Regions from separate parts of the Homo sapiens genome. Here regions 2 and 3 are each linked to region 1. A link is an interaction called in ENCODE POLR2A ChIA-PET data of the cell type or tissue named here. Cell type or tissue: K562. All regions are shown on one strand.

What was found. Peaks named below come from ENCODE experiments on the same cell type or tissue, not always from the same donor. Only the 100,000 strongest peaks of a DNase experiment are listed, where the experiment ranks them.
Region 2: POLR2A ChIA-PET joins it to region 1 with 5 read pairs; 2 of 35 experiments call an interaction of 5 or more read pairs at or near these places.
Region 3: POLR2A ChIA-PET joins it to region 1 with 6 read pairs; 1 of 35 experiments calls an interaction of 5 or more read pairs at or near these places.

Annotation. Positions count from the first base shown.
Region 1 is chr1:174,164,834-174,169,833 of GRCh38, reverse strand. All of the region lies in intron 1 of RABGAP1L (RAB GTPase activating protein 1 like), which reads right to left. Among named protein-coding and RNA genes, the nearest start is that of RABGAP1L, 7.8 kb to the right of the region's middle. In K562, CTCF peaks have their summits at 2,358, 2,560 and 4,222 (motif pointing right); DNase peaks (open chromatin) are centred at 2,703, 3,083 and 3,943.
Region 2 is chr1:174,533,015-174,538,014 of GRCh38, reverse strand. All of the region lies in intron 13 of RABGAP1L (RAB GTPase activating protein 1 like), which reads right to left. Among named protein-coding and RNA genes, the nearest start is that of GPR52, 88 kb to the right of the region's middle. In K562, no CTCF peak of the experiment used is centred here; no DNase peak of the experiment used is centred here.
Region 3 is chr1:172,485,062-172,490,061 of GRCh38, reverse strand. No RefSeq gene overlaps it. Among named protein-coding and RNA genes, the nearest start is that of PIGC, 43 kb to the right of the region's middle. In K562, no CTCF peak of the experiment used is centred here; a DNase peak (open chromatin) is centred at 2,855.

The DNA.
Region 1 (5,000 bases):
TAGTCCCACCAGCTACTCCTGAGACGAAGGTTGGAGAATCGCTTTGAGACCAGAAGTTTGAGGCTGCAATGAGCTATGACCGTGCCACTGCACTCCAGCCTGGGCAACAGAGAGATACCCTGTCTCCAAAACATGAAAAAAAGGAAAAATTGTTAAAGGTCTGTCTTTAGAAAAGTAAATACTCAGTGGAACATAATGAAGTTACCATGCAACACAATGAAATTTATATTCAAAATAGGAAGTATTAGATTAACTGATAAACTGGTTTCTCTTTCCTACTATTACTAGATTATCTTTTAAAAAAACTTTATCTGGGCCAGGCACAGTCACTCACGCCTGTAATCCCAGCACTTTGGGAGGCCAAGGCTGGCAGATCACGAGTTCAGGAGTTTGAGACCAGCCTGGCCAACATAGTGAAAATACTACTAAAAATACAACAATTAACCAGACATGATGGCACGTGCCTGTGGTCCCAGCTACTCAGGAGGCTGAGGCAGGAGAATTGCTTGAACCTGGGAGGCAGAGGTCAGAGGCTGCAGTGAGCCAAGATCATGCCACTGCACTCCAGCCTGGGCGACAGAGCAAGACTCCGTGTCAAAAAAAAAAAACACCTTTATATTTTCAAATGGTAGGGATGGCTAATTTATTGTGTGTGATACCAACTGCAACAGGAGAAACCTGTTTCATCTATCAAAGCTATTGATAATGTTGACAAGAACTATAAAATGCATGTCAGAATGTTTTTTAACTTAAGAGGCCTACATTATCATATGTAAAATAACTCAGAAACAGAAAGTCAAATGCCGCATGTTCTCACTTATATGTGACAGCTAAACAATGGGTACACATGGACATACAGAATGGTGGATATTCAGGTGATGGGTATACTAAAAGCCCAGACTTCACCACATCTATACATGTAAGAATCTATACATGTAAGAAATCTGCACTTGTACCCCATAAATATTTTTTTAACTTTTAATTTTTTAAACTTAAGAGGCCTAGCCTCAGTGAAAATTTAAGCTGCATAATTCATGCTGAAAAATTTTCTATGTTCATTAGTGTTGGCAAAAAGGTCACCCTAGGATTTGAATAACAGTAATATTTAATTTCATTTCCCCATTAACTTTGCCAGGAATCTCACACTAGTGTTAAGGTAACTTCTAGAATACAGAAGGAAAAAAGGAATGGAGAGAAGAAGACATTAACTGAATTACCATTCAATACCAACTTGATCATGCAACTTGGTAATAGATCTTTGCGCAGACAACAGCAAATCAAAACATTAGTCCAAATATGACCACTGACTTCAGGGCAAATATGAGAGATTTAAAATGAAAGAATACAGTTCATGAGATTTAAAAAAAAATGGAAAAAAGCAATAATAAATGAATGAGGTCTGGTGATAAAACAGCTGCTCAATAACAAAATTATTCTAAAACAACTTCAGAAACCCTACTGTCTGCCAATATATATATAACCTCCCTTCAATGGTTGATTTTTCAATGGTCAATTTTTCACTAAAGTAGTATACTCTATTCAATTTTTTTTTTTTTTTTTTTTTTTTTTGAGACCGAGTCTCACTCTGTAGCTCAGGCTGGAGTGCAGTGGCACGATCTTGGCTCACTGCAACCTCCATCTCCCAGGTTCAAGGGATTCTTGTGCCTCAGCCTCCCAAGTAGCTGGGACTACAGGCACACACCACCACATTCGGCTAATTTTTGTATTTTTAGCAGAGGTGGGGTTTCACCATCTTGGCCAGGCTAGGCTCAAACTCCTAGCCTCAAGTGATCTGCCTGCCTTGGCCTCCTAAAGTGCTGGGATTACAGGTGTGGGCCACCACCCCCGGCCATCAATGTATGCAAGATAAATTGACTACAGAAAAATAAACTATTCAAAGAAACACCTAATAACCATTCTAACAACTATTCCTTTATACAATGCTCTCAGCAAAAGGCCTCACAATGACAATTACGACATCTTGAAGCACAGAAAACACTCCATGTAGTTTATAAAAAAAACTAGTGATATGTGTCTCTTAAACCTTCATAACTCAAAACCACAGGTTTGTATTTTTTCTAAAAATAATATTTATTTGCATCACTTGTAGTAGAAGTCTGATTCTTAAAGTCTTCTAATTTTGCTTACTGCTAATAATGAGAATGGTAAACGGGTGTATGTGTGGGGTAAAGGAGAAGTTGAGAAATTCCTCACTGGTATATGAATGAATTCCATACTTGCCTTTTAAAATGTGCTCCTTTCTTGAAATTGGGCATACAAAAACTCCCTTTGGGTTTGCATTACTTTCATATTTGTGAATACTCACATGGTAGTCTTCAAAGAGCTAGAACACTTGTTTTCAACCATTTGCCAGGTGGGTGTATTTTCACCACAAATTCCAAGAACTAATGATATGTAAATATATATGTATGTATGTCTACACATACATATATGCACACTATGTGTATGCGTGTATATCTTTACAAATGTTTACATAATTTAATTAAGGGCACCATCATTATACTTTTTACCACACACACAAAAAAAATGGTGGCAGAAAATCTGGAAAGATTCTAATAACCTCAATTCGTGAAAACTAACATGCCTCAAAAAAGAGGGGGAAAAAACTTTAACAGAAACACTGTGCTGACATGATTAGCTTTATCATTTAACTGGTGTGAGGCATCTGGGCCATGCCATATTTGAACTCTTATCGTGGTGTTTGGGGTGTGCTATATTGTGGAACAGGTCACATGAAACTGCTGACACCTTCTAAAATGGTAGGACAACATTTACATATTAGGAGCTTACATAACTGAAGAAAATCGTGTGGCAATGACACAATTCATATTTATTTTAGAACCACGGCTCATCTCAAAAACTCTTTATCAACTATCCAGAAGTAGCCCAGCTTTTTACCAACCAAGTAGTTATTTACTATAGCAACTTCTTTACCAACATTTCCAAAATTTTCCACACACTTCCATGATGAGCTATTAAGCAGTCTCTGTATGTGTTGTTACCTGGGCAACACTCTAAGAAGGCTTTTACCTTTACAGAACTGGTGGGTCAAAGAGAAGCAAGGCTTCTTCAAATCGACTACACACTATTTAATTAGAAGCAGTAAGTGTGAAATCATCAGCAGACAGAAAAGCTTGAGAACTGCCACCAGTACTTCAACTTGATTAACAGACACAACTTACTGGCATTTATACCTTCATTTCTAGCTACCCAATTCCCCTGTGAAACAAGGCAAGTTCCATCCAAGACTTCAAAACATCTTCAGTCATACAGGCTGTCAAAGACATAAATGCTGAAATCTAAGAAAATTCTTGGAATAAAGAAGCCATCAATTCCTTACAAGTGGATTTTGTATAAAATACCCTGCTTTGCTGCCCTAAATTCTAAAAGCTACTCAGCTTAGCTGCAGATCTGTATAAACTACCCTTCTGCCTGAACTAAACCTGCCTCCAAAAATTAAGATCCAGTCATTTAGAAATCACATTTTAGAAGGCCCTTGTAAAGACTTTCAAAACTGCTTCCTGTTCTACTACAGCCAATTTGACGCTAATGAAGAAAAACAAAAAACAAACAAAAAAAAAACACTGTCTCTCCTTACAAATAAAATATTTTTCACTTTCCAACACTTTTAGGATTGGTAAACTCAAGGTTGCTTCTCTAACACTAATAATTTTTCCCTTCAGCTTCTACTCTAAGGATACTTATGTGCTCTCTGGATCATATTTTAATCATAACATATAAATCCTGTTCAATGTTAAGAAGTACTAGATTACTCCAGAGTCAAAAATGAAAGATAAACTGAAAAGCAGAAAGGAAAACTGGCATTCTAGGCTCTTAACCATCTGGTGCTAACGGACTCTTTCTTGCCTAGCTCTTTCACTACTCATTTTTCCCTGTCTATGCTTGTATGCCTTTGATCACCCTGGCCCCTGGCCCAGAAAGGCCTTTCTCTCATACTAGTTGTCCTATTTCCACATGTCCAAATCCTACCCATTCTTCAAAGCATAGTTCAGGGGCCGGGCGTGGTGGCTCACAACTGTAATCCCAGCACTTTGGGAGGCCGAGGCAGGAGGACAGTTTCAGTCCAGAAGTTCAAGAACAGCCTGGGCAACATAATGAGACCCCGTCTCTACAAGTAATGAAAAATTAGCCAAGCATGTTGGTGTGTGCCTATATAGTCCCAGCCACTTGGGGGCTGAGGCAGAAGAACTGTTAGAGGCCAGGAAATCAAGGATGCAGTGAGCTGTGATGGCACCACAGCACTCAGTTTGAGTAACGGGAGTGAGATGCTGTCTCCAAATTAAAAAAAAAAAAAAAAGTAGTTCAAATGTCACCTCTTCTTTTATCCTTAAAACTAAAAGTAGACCGGGCACGGTGGCTCACGCCTGTAATCCCAGCACTTTGGGAGGCTGAGGCGGATGGATCACCTGAGGTCAGAAGTTCAAAACCAGCCGGGCCAACATGGCGAAACCCCGTCTGTACTAAAAATACAAAAATTAGCCTGGTGTGGCAGTTGGCGCCTGTAATCCCAGCTACTCAGGGAGGCTGACGCAGGAGAATCACTTGAACCTGGGAGGCAGAGGTTGCAGTGAGCCGAGATTGTACCACTGTACTCCAGCCTGGGTCAAAAACGAAAAACAAACAAACAAACAAAAATAAAAGTAATCTCTCCCTCCTCTCTAAACTCTTATAGTTCCTTATCTTTATCTTTTTACCACCCATTACTTTCTGCCTTTCATTATCACTGTTGTTTCCATATTTAATCCCCCACCTAAGCATAAAGTCCTCAGGGTCAAGGTCCATCTTTATTCAAACTGATTAACACAATCCCTTATACACACTAAGTGAGGTTAGGAAAGAAGCCCACCAGAAACAACTCCAGATTGAGTCCAGAGCCCTGGCTTTGCTAATAACTCACTATCTGACCTTGGCCTTGAGGCTCTTAGTATGTTCCTTCACTTACAAAGTTAAGAGGGTAG
Region 2 (5,000 bases), 370 kb before region 1:
CTAAAGAAAATAAGGAAATTACATAACAATGTAAGCTTCAAGGAGATTCATCTGGCAGCATTTTTAAAAGGTGGACTAAGGAAGAGAGTAACTAACTGGGTGAGCCCTTATTGAACAATACTCTTGCATAGGGTATGTGAAGCCACTTGATACTCATGGAAGATCTTCCTTAAAAGTTAGTTTCACTGGAAGATTTTAGAGTTGAAAAAAATTATAACTTTTTTGTGTTCTTTAAAAGATCTTGATACATGCATCAGAATCATACTTTTCCACAATGACCACAAACAATGCAGAAAAATATGGAAAATTCACACGATGGCAGATCATTAGTGTTATGCTCTCAGGTAGCACCACTCTACACCTCTCTCCATAGTAGTACAGGTGCCCGCCACCCTGCCTGGCTAAACTTTCTTTCAGGAACAGGAGGAGCAAGAATTGGATGATGGTGTATAGCATTTATTAAGCACCTCTTCTGAGATTACCTGTAGAGGATGGGAAAATACAGACCAGACTTGATATTCCCAAGACCTTTTACCAATATCCACAAGTGGGAAAGTGGGGTGTTCCTTAGGAAAATAGGTTCTTAGTAGCAGTAGGATAAGGGTTACAGGCTTCACTGATTTCTCCAGTAAAACTTTTGTACCCTGAGAGAAAGGCATGTTCCTTTATACGCAGCATAGGTTAAAGAAGGGTAATCATTAGTACTGATATAGCTCTATGTTTCTCAAATTCTGTTAAGCTACTTTGCATTTGGTTCAACCTCATAATATGAACTGTCATAGCAACTCATTCAACTGCCACCCACATATAAGTTTATAGTCTATTTTTAATTGAAACTTCATCTAAGTCAGAAAAATTAGCAAAACCCAAAAGCTCAACTAAAAAGAGGTTTATGAAATTATCTTTATAGTTTGGTGTGGGAGAGAAAAAAGGCAACCAACTACTTCAAAGAAACCAATAAATGAGATTGTTGGCCTTTTAAGTCAAATAACTAACTTCAGATGTAGCAAGAAAAATTGTCAGTATCTACTTATGCTCTACAAATTCAAAATTTCCTTGGTTTTACAAGAACTTTCACCCTATTTTTTCCCCAAAGAAAATTGTTTTAAAATGTAAAATAAACATCCAATATCTAAATGTGTCCTTTTCTCTATTAAAAGGAAAAAAGTAATTATTTAAAAGGTCTAAGGTAAAAATGTATTTGTCATTAATGCCGGTACTCTACCTTCTGCTGAAAAGAATTAACAATATTTCCCTTCCTAATGTTAGAAAATTTCCTTGAAATGACTAAGAAAAATTTTTATTTTAACATGATACACAAAAGATGATTTCCAAAAGATATTTTCCAAAGATGGGTTTTCCCTTCTAATCAGTGACTTAGGCTATTATCTAAAAGCAGTTATCAGCTTGATCTAAAAATTTTTATGTATTTGTTAAAGCTATTATTGCTTGTTTTCATAAAAATCAATTTCTTTAAAGGAAAAAAAGCATAATTCTTCCCACATAAAATAAGAATGCTTATTTTTCTTTTTACTTAATTTATCATTCTCAGTTATCCTGGAAATGTGTCAAAATTTCATAGAAAGCACATTTCTCTCCTCTCTCTCCCTCTCTCAATCTCCCAACCCTCCCTTCTTCTATCTTTCCTTTTTTCCATCTTTTTTCACACACGCAAACAAACATACACAGTTTCAGAAAGTTAAAATTGCTTTTACTTTGGAGTATTTCACTTTCAAACTGTCCTTTGGAAAAAAAAGTGATATATACACTTAAAAAAAGCCATACATTAAATTTCCAGAGGTTTTTTTTTTTCCCCTGACACTGGAATTATTCATTTTGAATGAATGTTCCAAGTGCACACCTTATCAATAATTAAAATACCAATCAAAAGATATTTGCAAAGAGGAAAAAAATGTTATGGTAAAAACCTGAGGTGAGATAAGGACAAGATTTCCTACAGAAACCACAAATATACATTAATTCAGCAATGATGAATTCCAATAACATTATGCTATCACATTCATTTCACAAATCTTCACCAAGTGCCTACTAATGTGCAGGCACTGTCCTGTAACAGAATAAAACTGAAGAAAAAAATTTTCAAGGTCAAACCTTTTTTGTTCTTATAAAATTATACATATTTAATTTTTAAATATGCTCAATTTTTCTATAAAACTCATGAGACATTTTGAGTTTTCTATTTTAATGAAAAACTAAGAAGCAATTCTGAAAGCTGATAGCCTGTTGTCAGTGCATTTTTCATAACTACAATTAATATATTTTCCTTTGGAATTATTAATCTTTTAGGAACTGAATGTTTTATAAAACTAATTATTTCCCCTAAACTATGAAAGCATGACTTCCAGGAAGGAAAAAGGTTGAAGAAATTGGGAAATGAAGGGCTGTAAATTTGTAAATATAGAGGATCTAAGATGTCTCCACTGAACTGAACACTTCAGTTCTTTCAAAAGTATTCCGAACACCTAGCAGGCAAAAAGTGCAGCTTCTAGGATCCTCTCTTAATAGTAACTACCCAGGCTGAAAATAGACTTCCCCTGGCAAATCACTCACTGACTAATTGGGCATCTTTGCTTGCTGGCTATAACGTAGTTCTTGCAGTTTAAGCCACCAGCAATCAGTGCTGATTGAGTACCTATAATATGCAGAGCATGCAGTTCTCAGAGATCCTCACAGTCTAGACCTACAGAGTTTCAGGCCTCCTAGACCATCATGAAATTCTGAGATACAAAGAGATTTTCATTAAAAAAATAAATAGAGACAAATTCTTTATTTTTTATTTCCCACAGTTCAATTTTGACTCATGACATTTCAAAAGAGAAAATTTTACAGCTATACCTAAAAGATGCATGCAAATTGTCTTAACTGCAACAGATCAAGAAAACAAAACAATACTTAACCTTATGGTGTCAAGTTGAACAGTGGCATTCAAAAACTTTTATTTTTTCCTGAGAACAAGGAGATATAAACCATTCCACTTTCATCTTTTGACCATGATGTGAGCATAACCTCAATGAATCAAACCACACTGTATACACTAATTGTTAGTCACCTTCTGGGTTACCATTCAACTGTCATCAGATCAACTATTACAATATCACAGTGCTATGTTCAAGTAACCCTTATTTTCCCTAATAATTGCTCCAAAGTACAATGTACAAGATTAGTGATACTGGCATACTATTCTAATTATTTTTTTTTTTTTTTTTTTTTTTTTTTTTGGAGACAGAGTTTCGCTCTGTCATCCAAGCTGGAGTGCAGTGGCATGAACTCGGCTCACTGCAACCTCTGCTTCCCAGGGTCAAGCAATTCTCCTGCCTCAGCCTCCCGAGTAGATGCGATTATAGGTACATGACACCATGCCCGGCTAATTTTTGTATTTAGTAGAGACGGGGTTTCACCATGTTGGCCAGGCCAGTCTCGAACTCCTAACCTCCAGTGATCCGCCCACCTCAGCCTCCCAAAGAGCTGGGATTACAGGCGTGAGTCACCTTGCCTGGCCTGCTCTAGTTATTCTATTTTATTATTAGTTATTGTTTTTAATCTCCCGTGCAAACATTATAAATTAAACCATCATAGGTACATATGTATAGGAAAATGTATACAGGATTTAGTACTAATCTAGTTTTAGACATCCACTGGGGGTCGTGAAATGTAATCCTCATGAATAACGGCAGGGGGATTACTGCAGCTTTTTGTTTTGTTTTGTTTTTAAACTATTGAGCTGTAAAAGCAAACTGTAGACGATCATATTTAATATACACCATTGATATAAAGTTTAAAAACAGTCAACTTGCTAAATATTGTTTAGGGACACACACACACACACACACACACACACACACACACACACACACACACACAGAGTTGACCTCTGAACAATGCAGGAGTTGGGGCACTGGCCCTATGCACAGTCAAAAATCCATGTATAACTTTTGACTCCCCAAAAACTCAACTACTAGTAGCCTACTGCTAGCCAGAAGCCTTGGTGATAACATAAACAGTTGATTAACACATATTTTGTGGGCTGGGCGCGGTAGCTCATGCCTGTAATCCCAGCACTTTGGGAGGCCGAGGCGAGTGGATCACCTGAGGTCAGGAGTTTGAGACCAGCCTGGCCACCATAATGAAACCTCATCTCTAATAAAAATACAAAAAATTTGCTGGGTGTGGTGGCGGGCACCTGTAATCCCAGCTACTTGGGAGGCTGAGGCAGGAGAATCGCTTGAACTCAGGAGGCGGAGGTTGCAATGAGCTGAGATCATACCATTGCACTCCAGCCTAGGCAACAAGAGCGAAACTCCATCTCAAAAAACAAAAACAAAAACAAAAACACGTATTTCGTATGTTATATGTATTATATACTACATTGTCACACAAAGTAAGCTAGAGAAAAGAAACTCTAAGAAAATCATAAGGAAGAGAAAATATATTTACTATTTATTAAATAGAAGTGGATCATCATGAAAGTCTTCATCGTCATCGTCTTCACACTGAGTAGGCTGAGGAGGAGGAGGAAGAGGAGGGATTGTTCTTGTTGTCTCAGGGGTGGCAGAGGTAAAAGAAAATCTGCATGTAAGCAGACCTGCACAGTGCAAGCCCATGTTGTTCAAGAGTCAACTGTATGTAGTATAAAGACGTATGCAGAAATGACAAGTATGAACTTTAAAACAGTGGTTACCTTCAGACAAAGACGAAGAGCGATGGTACCAGAGGGGAGCGCATGGAAGGATTCCATTATATTTGTTTGCTTATTTATTTTTGAGACGGAGTCTCACTCTGTCACCCAGGCTGGAGTGCAGTGGCGCGATCTTGGCTCACTGCAACCTCTGCCTCCCGGGTTCAAGCGATTCTCCTGCCTCAGTCTCCCGACTAGGTGGGATTACAAGAGTGCCCCACCACGCCTGGCTAATTTTTTGTATTTTTAGTAGAGACAGGGTTTCACTGTGTTAGCCAGGATGGCCTTGATCTCCCGACCTCGT
Region 3 (5,000 bases), 1.7 Mb after region 1:
GGCTAAGTCATGCTTACAAACAATAAATGTTGCCAAACATATCATATTGTGGCTAACTCTGACGTAGCATTCATAACTTAATTCCTTTCTGCTAACTCCAAGCTTTTAGACAAATTTTTGTTCCTTTAATTGCAGATTATAGAATATCTGAATCCACCTATGACTTGTAAGCCCTTGCTTCAAGATATCCCACCTTTTCGGGCTGAACCAATATATACTTTCCAGGTATCGATTTATGCTTTTGCCTGTAACTCCTACTACCTCCTTGAAATGTATAAAACCAATCTGTAATTTAACCACCTCAGGACCAAACTTGTTGGGTTTGTGTTTTTCCTTGGGCTGTGGTCACTCATACTGGCTCAGAATTAATATTTTAAAAATATTTTACAGACTTTAGTTTTTCTATTAACACACACAAAAAGTATTCCTGGTGTATCACAAATAAGCATTTCAGTACAATGATTAGAAATAACCTTCTTTGATCTAATCTCCACTATTACAAAGATCTTAAATTGGTAACTGTGACTTGAGCACATTCAAACCTGGATTTGAGTTTTTCCCTTGTTCAGGAGAACCTCAGCCCTGTTGGAGAGGGTTTATGCATGCTAAGGTTTCTTTCTCCTTTGCTTAGAGGAAGAGGTGCAGCATGCAGAGGAAGGGTCTACATGTACTTCTTCAATTTTTCATACTAGGTTAGAGGCAGAAAATTATTTCAGCCCTTGGTAGTTCCCACAGGACATCACCTATATGCTTTTCTAAGCATGAAGCTTTATTACACTGTCAAATTTCTGTTCCCAAGCCAACTCTGAGTATCCCTACTTCCCTTTGAGGGCTAAATGCATTGAAACCACTCAGTACTGACTTGCTTTTGAATACAGAGAGCCAAGCTCTGGTGTGCTGGAGTTGATTCCTACTGGTTATGAAAGTGATGAAAGTGATTGTTAACTTTTCCAAAATTTTGTGAGTTGGTTGTTAAGCTGTTGGTAGCTTGAAATTGGTCATGCTGGAAGATTTATACCACAGAAATTGGTGAATGGTACAATTGAAGGCACTTAAAAAAAAAAAGGTAAGAGGCCATGATTTAGCTATGCGCAATGGCTCACACCTGTAATCCCAACACTTCGGGAGGCTGAGATGGGCAGATCACCTGAGGTCAGGAGTTTGAGACCAGCCGGGCCAACATTGTGAAACCCTGTCTGTACTAAAAATACAAAAATTAGCCAGGTGTGGTTGTGGGTGCCTGTAATCCCAGCTACTTGGGAGGCTGAGGAAGAAGAATTGCTTGAATCCAGGAGGTGGATGTTGTAGTGAGCCAAGATCACGCCATTGCACTCCAGCCTGGGCGACAAGAGTGAAACTGTCTCAAAAAACAAAAAAAAAACTTGTTGAGAATCTACTAAGCGACAGACCATATAGTAGGTATAAGAGCTATAGAGGTAGATATATGATCTTTGGACTTTGGACTAGAAGAGATTTCATTAACTTTGAAATGTTCCCTGACCATTCTTTTGCCTACTGCTGGGAAAGGTGAATAGCTTTGAAGTTATTCCCACTTGAGACTGAAATATTCTGAAGTCTCTCCCACTTGCCATGATCAAATATCCCAAGAAAGGCATTTCAGAAGTTTAAATCCAATTAGTCTCAAAGCAAAATCTTTAGAAATGGCAGAAGAAAATGATGGAAAAGTCCCTAACTCTTCAGACATCTTATTTCCCTCCTAATTCTTATTCTAGTTTTTTGGGGGTTTTTTCATGCCAAAGAAATGAACATCGGGTAATACCCTTGGCTAATTTAGGGCATTTTCTTTTGCTGCTGCCTTTCAGATTCCTGGGAATCAGTACACAGGGAATTTGTAAATGTTATTTATTATATGTTCATGCCACTTACCATTGTTCAATATATGACTTTCTCTTAAGCTTGCCCCCTCTCCCATTTTTGATTCCATAGTTCTGTGTCCAGAATGAAAAATGCCAAAGGGAAAAAGAGACTGACTTGGGTTATATGACCCTAGAACTACCCTGTTGGCTGGAACTGGAATCTGACCTCCTTGTTCTGCCACTGATCTGCTGAATGACCTTAGCTATCACTTTCAGAATCAATGTGTGATGGGATGGTATTTCCACTAAGAAGGGTATTTAAAGAATTAACTGGAGCCCTCTATCATACTTAGAAAAAGTAAAGGCAATTGGGTATTACGAATCAGGTGCTGAGCTAGTTCAATAGACAGGCTTCACATTGTGTAGATTATGGAAAGCCTTGGATCTCTTACCGCTAAGAACCATAATCAGCTTAAAAGGACCTGAATCAGTGAATGCTCAGAATTTCCTGTTGAGGATCAGAGTTGGTGCTGCGGTTGCTTGCAGGAAATAAAGCAGGATTAGGTAGCGGCATCAAAGACCTGGGTCACTGGAGACTGTGACTCCTGACATGTCTTTAAGCAGAACTTGAAACTGAAAAAAAGTGGAGTGAATCCCAGGCTTCAAATGTAAGGATTCAGGAGTGAGTTGAGAGGTGGGGGAATTGCAGATTTTTCTGTATTTATTTATTTTCTTTTGGGTTTTAATTCTTCCTTTGCTGATCCTTATAGGATAATTCATTTTAAAACCTCATTTTTAAGTCTGCTCATTTTTAAGCCTCCTTCTTTTAAATAGTTAGCCATTTTTAAAATTCCAAGCACTTTTTAGAATACCCGCTCTGTGATACAGGCTGGGGATACACTGGAGAAAAAGATGCCACATCTTCTCCCAAAGGAGCACATAGTCCACGGGGGAGGAAGAGAAGGAAAGTATGTCAGCAGAGCATGATAAGGAACATGATGCAGCAGATCACGGGAAAGTAAGAGCTTATGGGAAGAGTCCCTAAGCCAAGCTGATTATATTAGGGGGAGCTTCCTGGAAGAGCTGATATCTGGTCTATTTTAGGGACAAATTGATATCAGCCAGGTGAATGAGTGGGAAAGAATAGTTCAAGTAGAAGGAAGAATATGTACAGAGATATAAAAGAGGAAGGCAATTCAGAGAGCTCCAAGTAAAGCTGGAGCTTAGGGTTTGATCTGGGAGGAGTTGCAGGGGAAGAGTAAGCAGAGGCTAGCCCTGGAATGTACCTGTAGGCCATACTAAAGGACAGTTTATCCAGGGGGAAAATGAACAGCTATTCAAGTATTTTGAGCAGGACTTATTAGAATTGTGATTTAGAAAACATTTTTGAAAAATAATAGTATGATTAGTTAATATTTATTGAGTGCTTATATTCTAGGTATATTTTAAGCACTTTTCTTGATAAAATGCATTTCAGTCTCACAACAGCCTTGCTCAAAGCCATAAGGAAGCAGTAAGGTTTGGGCCAGGATACAAACCCAGTCAGGCTACAACCAGCGACCCTGCTTTTAGCCACTAAGCTGTAAATGTATCTTACCTTGTTGTTTCTCAGTGACAAATACTAATTCTCATTGCTTATCTTTTCCTTATTGTTTTTGAATTTTAAGCCAGTATACTCTAACAATTCTCATGTACAAAAAAGAGATCCGACTTTGTAAAAACCCCCAGATTTTATTGTAAAGCCTAGGGGGCTTATTAATTGGAAAGAATGAGCAGAAAATTCCATACTTACTGGACATTTGTTTTTGCCTTTCTGAGGCAGTTGTGTGGTCGCTCAATGAAGATAACTCTGAAAGGCACTTCTCTTTGTTTAATTCTGAGCTTCGCTTAGAATTTATAAGAATCCCTATTCTGGGTTCCGTTTCTGGATCCCAGAATGAATTGTTCCTCTTTTAGGAGCCTAGGAGAAAGAAAATTTATCTTCTGTATCTCATTTGGAGCCAGTTTTTTGGATTCAAATTCCCAGTTAACAAGGAGCCCAGCTGAGAAAAATCAAATCAGAGTTAAATGAGGGATAGTTAAAAAAATAAAAAGAAATATATCTTTCATTTATAGAGGACAAATCTTATGCCTTTAGGAAGTCCCAGATTGTGCAGCACTCCTGAGATATGTTCACAAACATCAAATCTTACTTTTATTCAGTCAATCAACTAAATATTATGAAACAGCTGTTATGTGCCAGCTATGAGATAGAGACGTAGAGATAGCAAACATGCTAACTAGAGATAAAGAAATGATTAAGTCATGGTTTCTCCCCTCAGGCCTAATGGAGGATCTCAGAATCGCTAATATTTCAATGCAGGTATTTGTCATCTTCATTTCTCTGTATACCTCCATCTCCCCCGTGACTCTCGCCACATGAATCCTTTGACTTGCAAGCAATCCTAAAACATTCCTACCCCTGAAATCCTGCAATTTTGGACAGCCATTCTCATCCAGGGAGAGGAAAGATGGCTCCTAACTTGGACCAGCTGGCTGAGCCAGTTTGTCACCAATCCGTCACTTCTTCCTACTTTCCCATTTGACTAACAAATGACTAGGCATACTTCAGCCTGTGTTGTTGTTGTAGGACTATTTGGGAGATATTGTACTGTGGCCATTTTCTAAAGGGAAATGGGAATGTTTTGATTTCAAGCCATCTGGAAAGAATTACTATTACTTTAAGCATTGAAAACAGAAATATCTCTAAAAGAAATATCATTCAAGGCCAGGCACAATTGCCCACATCTGTAATCCCAGCACTTCGGGAGTCTGAGGCAGGAGGCTTGCATGAGCCCAGGAATTTGAGACCAGCCTGGGCAACATAGTGAGACCTTATCTCTCAAAAAAAAAAAAAATCAAATTAGCCGGGTGTGGTGGTGTGCACCTGTAGTCCCAGGTGCTAGGGAGGCTGAGGTAGGAGGATTGCTTGAGTCTGGAAAATGGAGGCTGTGGGGAGCTATGATTGCACCACTGCACTCCAAACTCCAGCTTGGGCAACAAAGTGAGGGAAGGAAAGAAGGAAGGAAGGAAGGAAGGAAGGAAGGAAGGAAGGAAGGAAGGAAAGAAGGGAGGGAGGGAGGGAGGAGGAGGGAGAGAAAGAAAGAAAGAGAAAGAGAAAGAAGACAGAAAGAAGAAAGAAAG